2 separate regions of the Mus musculus genome follow, and region 1 is linked to region 2. A link is a loop called in an ENCODE intact Hi-C map of the cell type or tissue named here. Cell type or tissue: left cerebral cortex. All regions are shown on one strand. Each heading gives the region's core, and the rest is flanking DNA. Links, peaks and the distances in the headings are about the cores only. Region 1 has its middle 35 kb from the start of Tpp2. Region 2 overlaps Uxs1 (UDP-glucuronate decarboxylase 1).

What was found. Hi-C counts contacts between places; a loop is a spot of excess contacts. Peaks named below come from ENCODE experiments on the same cell type or tissue, not always from the same donor. Only the 100,000 strongest peaks of a DNase experiment are listed, where the experiment ranks them.
Region 1: it touches region 2 in a loop (2.4-fold over the local background); 2 of 42 quality-filtered maps call a loop at or near these places.

The regions. Positions count from the first base shown.
Region 1 is chr1:43,897,637-43,900,548 of GRCm38, reverse strand. It overlaps the pseudogene Gm8241. Among named protein-coding and RNA genes, the nearest start is that of Tpp2, 35 kb to the left of the region's middle. In left cerebral cortex, for the core only: a CTCF peak has its summit at 1,382 (motif pointing left); a DNase peak (open chromatin) is centred at 1,372.
Region 2 is chr1:43,822,899-43,825,810 of GRCm38, reverse strand. The region is part of intron 1 of Uxs1 (UDP-glucuronate decarboxylase 1); the gene reads left to right. Among named protein-coding and RNA genes, the nearest start is that of Uxs1, 3.5 kb to the left of the region's middle. In left cerebral cortex, for the core only: no CTCF peak of the experiment used is centred there; DNase peaks (open chromatin) are centred at 1,659 and 2,211; H3K4me3 peaks cover 563 bases.

The DNA.
Region 1 (2,912 bases), core at 293-2,792, 75 kb before region 2:
ATCAGAAAATTTCTGGGACCCTGAGGCTTCACTTCTTCATTTCATTACTATTACATAAATAAATAAATAAATAAATAAATACTATGCAGCCACCCTGAACGTTAGTAACTAAGATGTCAGGAATAAAGTCTCAAGATCTAAGAATCAGCAAGGGACCTGAGGGATCAGAATGGGACACTAAAGCGCCCTGCTGTAACTGTTCACCTGTCCCTGTTGTTGAATGAGGCGCAGACTGGGCCCCACACTCAGGCTGACAGCACCACACACAATCCCTCATCCTCATGATTCCCAGTTTCTGTTCCAAGAACAGTTGGATAATCAGGTACGTTCTGCACGAGGTGGTGGAGTTCAATCAGAAGCTAATTCAAGCCATAAAGCCATATACCAGATCTCTTTATCTTTTTATATAGATCTGAGTTCACTAAGAACAACATTTTAAATCTCAGAGCAGCTGCGTACAGCACAGCCATGCAAAGTGAGACCACTATGGAGAAAGGAAAAACCCAGAGGACTGCAAGGGTTTAGACAGGAAGACAAGAGCTCGTCTTCTTAGGCACGAGGAGAGATGTTATCCGGCAACCATTATGGGATAGGTATTTAAAAGTCATCCTTCAAGTCGGGGGTAACACAGATGGCTGCAGCTCAAAATAAGAATACCACAGTTCAGAGGGATCACAGGAGTCGAGTAACGAGCCTTCTCCCCTAAGGCTGCCATGAGTCCAGCTCCATCAACTCCATCAGCTCCTGTGGACCAGGCACGAGGAAGGCTTCTCTATGCAACATGAGTTTTCATACTTGTAGTTTTAAAATACTATTCAGAAATTTGGAGTCCAAGCAGAAACTGTAGGGATTCTGTCTCACACAGACCCAAGACGTCCCGCTGTGCCCCAAATGGATCCTACTTATTTCAAGTCAACTGCGCCCAGGGCAATGCCAGGAATTCAAGAAGAAAGGCAGTCGCAGATGCGGGATGTAACAAAGAGTGGAGTGAGAGGAGAAGCAGATTTACATGAGAAAGAAATCGGCTTGTGGAAGAGGACCCCCCTGCCTCTCCCACCACCCGTAGTGAGGACTGATGCAGGGACGAGTCTCATGCAGGGCCCCTCCTACTGCCCAACATGCCTGAGCTCAGGAAAGGCCCGAGCTGGCCTTTCCGTCTGTACGGGGTGACTGAGCGCACACTCCCGAGTAACCTACAATGCACCCTCTAAGAGCTTCTGTTCTGGTGTCGGGCCCCTCATTCCCAGGGACACAGCATTCCTTGCTGCTTGATACTAGCAACTATTTCTAGGGCACAGCAAAGACCTGGGATGAGCCTCAGGTTCTCCAGCTCCTGTGGCTGGCACTGCCTCTCTCTCTTAGCACTGGTTTGTCTCCCCCTGGTGGCTCAAGGGGAGTCTGTTTGCACTTGAGCTCCTTTGCAGTTTCCTCTGCCTCTATTTGATGCTTTTTAGGAGGGCTGTCTGAGCCTTCACAACGCTTTGAAGGCATCTTCACTGCCAGGTGCTACGCACTTGTCCGGGTGAAGCAGCACAGCCAACTTCCGGTAGACCTTATTAACTTCCTCCCTTGAGGCCCCAGGTCTGACTCCCAGCATCTCCCAGCTGACCTTAACTATTTCAGGTTCTGCGAATGGTGTCTGCTTGTTCTTTGGTGAAACTAGCACTGCTATTTGCCGTAGGATGCTTCCCGCCATTTTCACACAAGTCAACTATGGACATGTAAAAGGTCTGGAACATCTCTTTGATTCCCTCGCCAGTTTGTGCTGATGTTTCAAAGTACCTTTGCTTTCAGTCCAGAGACGCCCCTCACTTTCATCGATGCAGCAGTGTTTGGAGCAGTCAGTCGATCATGTTGGCACATACAACAAAGACAATGTTGTCCACGTTCCCGTGCGGCCCAAGCTCCTGCTTCTTTTCTGTCAGCCATGAATCAAGGGCATCAAATGCGTCTTTCTGCCCAACGTCATAGACCAGTATCACACCTTGTGTGTCCTTGTAACATTCATTTCGGACCTCAAAAAAGAAGGGGTATCCAGCCATGTCAAAGATGTTAACTTTGATTTCTCTGTCTCTGACTTGGACCTTTGGGACTCCATAGTCAATCCCAATGGTTGACAGGTACTTAGACACAAATCTCTTCTCACAGTAGCGCTTTATAATGCAGCTTTTCCCCACTTCTGCGTTGCCCATGGAGATGACTTTGATGAGGAGGGACTTGGCGGGCTCCTTCCGCTTGGCATCTTGGACTCCATCGCCCTCCTCTGCGGGGGGCCACAGGTTGTGGTGTCCTTATGCACCTCAGGCTCCTCGCCCAATGACGGAGCCGCTGCGCTGGTCACCACCCTGGCTTTCCGCACTAATCCCCAATGCTGCCTGGCTTCGACAGTCGCGGGCTGTTGGGAAGCGGTGAGCCGCGGAGGGCCTGTTGATGTTTTCTATGGATGGATGGATGACACGCTATCGGGGTTTCCTATGAATGACTGACAGGTTGTGGGCCTTTCCTGTGGATGATCAACAGACTGTGACTGTGTTCTATGGATGATTGACAGGCTGTGTGCATTTACTATAGATAACTGTCAGGATTTGGCCTTTTCCTGTGGATGACTAACAGGCTGTGAGAATTTACTTTTGACGACAGACAGGCTTTGGCTTTGTCCTGTTCATGTCTGACAGGCTGTGGCCTTGTTTTGAGGATGATTGCAGGGCGGTGGGCATTGTCTGTGGATGACTGACAGGCTGTGTTCCTTTACTAAGGATGATAGTCTGACTGACAGCCGGTGGGTGTATTGTGTGGATAATTGAAAGGCTGTTTACTTTTACTATGAATGATAGAAAGGTTGTGGGCATGTCCTCTGGACGAATGACAGGCTGTGGGCCTTTCCTACAGATGACTGGGAGGTTTTTGGAGTT
Region 2 (2,912 bases), core at 327-2,826:
TTATCGAGTAGTTTCTTGTTTGTCTTTTATTTATATTTGTTTCACTCTGTAGTCTGGGGTGGCTTCAGAGTCTCAGCAACCCAGAAGTCCTTCTGAGGGAGACAGCGCTTTGAGAACCATTTGCTTGGAAAGAGAAGGTCCTGAGTCCAGTACTCATGTCAAAAAAAGGTTAAGTTTACAAACTGATGTGGTGGGAGGGGATGGGTTAGAAATCAAGTGTGTTGGATTCCCTGAGAAGCCAGGATGTGAGCTGAGAATGAAGGATATGTAGGGGTTAACAGGAGAGAATGCTCCAGAAAGAGCAGCACTTGCGGAGGTCCTTTGGCACTGAAGATCAAATAGTAGTAGTCTAGTAATGCATGGAAGAGCAGTGTTCTGGGAGTGTCAGATCGCAGCACAACAATGATGCTACCCAGGCAGGCAAGGACTAGAGCAGGCAGCTCAGAGAATGGGTGTTGAGTATACTGTGAGGATTTAAAGGCTGGTTGGAGACAATATTAGTAATGAGAGGTAGCAGTAAGTCTGAGCTGCTTTGCCACGAAAATGTTACAGAGCTGCTGATTGGTCATAATAGGATGCTGGAAATGTAGTCTGGTGGCACCTGTGATTTCTCTTTAAATAAAATACCTTTTATTATTTGACAAATTCACATGTAAACAATGTTTCATATACACCCCAACTCACCCTTTCCTCTCCTCTAGATACCCCAAGCCCCTTCTTTTTTGTTGTTAGTAACCCACTGAGTTCATTCAATGCTGACCCATCTTGTTGACTTGATCTTGCGTAGGTAACTGCAGCTGCAGGGAGTTCATGGTTACAGTGGTTGTGTTGTTTCCTAAAGACAGTGTTTCACAGTGCTCCTCCCCACCCTTCAGCCCTTTGGTTGGCCTCCTGTTCTCTAATATATTGCCTGATGATAGAGACTTGTTTAGAGCTGAGCACTTGGAGGGACTGATTGTCTGCACAGTGACAGATCTTTTTTTTTTTTTTTTTTTTTAAGATTTATTTATATATGTGAGTACACTGTTGCACCTTTCAGGCACACCAGAAGAGGGCATCAGATCCCATTACAGATGGTTGTGAGCCACCATGTGGTTGCTGGGAATTGAACTCAGGACCCCTAGAAGAGCAGTCAGTGCTCTTAACTGCTGAGCCAGAGAGAAGCTACTCTGGCCAAGGTCGAGGGCAACACTAACCTGTGGGTCTGAGCATACATATTTAGAAGCAATTGGACAACGTGCTTTCTTAGCAGAGCAGTACCACACACAGTATTAGGAGCCTGCTTCTGAGCCATGGCCTTTTAACCAAGTTTATAGCACTAGGTCTGAATCCAGTCTTGTGGGGCAGGCTTCAAACCAATCCAGGGCAGTTGGGTTGCTCTCTATAAGTTTTGTGACCTTGCAACACTGACACATCTTACATGGAAGGTTGGTATTATAGCATGAGGGTTTCTTGCAAGGATACCATCTATGAGCCTGTGTAACACCCTTTGCCACTATGAAATGTAGTTAACAGGGAGGATGGTTTCGTTTTTGGTGTTTTTTTTTTTTTTTTTTTTTTTTTTTTTTGTGAGACAGGGTTTCTCTGTATAGCCCTGGCTGTCCTGGAACTCACACTGTAGACCAGGCTGGCCTACGAACTCAGAAATCCACCTGCCTCTGCCTCCCAAGTGCTGGGATTAAAGGCATGTGCCATCAGGGAATGGTGGGGGGATGGCTTCACATCATTTCCAGCTTGATTTCTCTATGTTCTGCAGCCAAAGCATGTTGTCTTTAGCAGTGAAGTTTTATTATCTAGTTCTGATATGCCTGCGTTTTTCTAATCTCTGTTTCTCCTTACTAATAATCCTATCCTTCTGTTAAAATAGAACTTGATGTTACCTCTGTGTAACAATATACAAATACTCCCAATTATAACACCATCATCTTTAGTCTGCTTTCTATAACTGTTTTTTTTCTTCCAGCAGAGCTCAAGTTGTCTGCGTCGTCATCTTTTCCCAGCCTTCGCTCTTGCTGTAGTAGATGTGTTGTCCTTGCTCTCATGCAGCTTATGTGTCAGGGTAGTTCATGTATGTCACCCTAGGCTGACTTAGCATTGCACTTTAATTCTTTTCCTAGCCTTTGCATCAGGCCATGTAGTTCTTAAGGCAGTGCACATTGAAAGAGCCCCGTAACTCCCTAAGGGAATGAATTGAAATTCACTGCAACCTTCCATGTAGCTGGCACAGGTTCAGAATGCTTGCCCATAGTGCTTTTGGTTTTTGGCCTGGATAGAATTGAAAAAGATCTGATAAGTTTTTGCAAGGCTTGTAGTCAGATAATCTCTGCAAGGTGTGTTAGTCAACAGCCTCATCTGCTGTCATCCTCCTGCACTTAGCAATAGACACCCTACTTCTGGCTCATAATTTTTATGGTTTTGGTCTTATTATACTTCTGTATTTTATGCTTCTTGATTGTTTCAGATGAAGCTGAAATTCATGACTTCATTCTTTGGAAAATGATCGGGTGTTTGCTTTCTTTTCCCTCCACCATGTACTTGCTCACCCTATCCGCATGTCCACAGTGTATTTGATCATTTGGTGTTTGTGTGTGTGACTGAATGCTGCTGGAGAGCCATGTCCTGTGGTTTTGCTCTTGGCTATCTCTCCTGCCCTTTTAAATGTACTTTCTCTCTCCGTGTAAGATCTGATTTTACTTTTTTTTTTTTTTTTTCCCAGTTGTTTTTGTCTAGACTGTCAGTATTAGGCATCCTTGTATTGGCACTTTCCGGAAGTGTGGATGGGAAAAGGCTGCCAGCCTCAATGTTCCCATCTGCTTGGCTCTGCCTCTAATCAGGTACTTTGACACTTTAGAGACTGAGTAAAGGTAAAAGAAAAGAATTTTTTTATTTCAAGGATTTGAAAGCATTTCCTA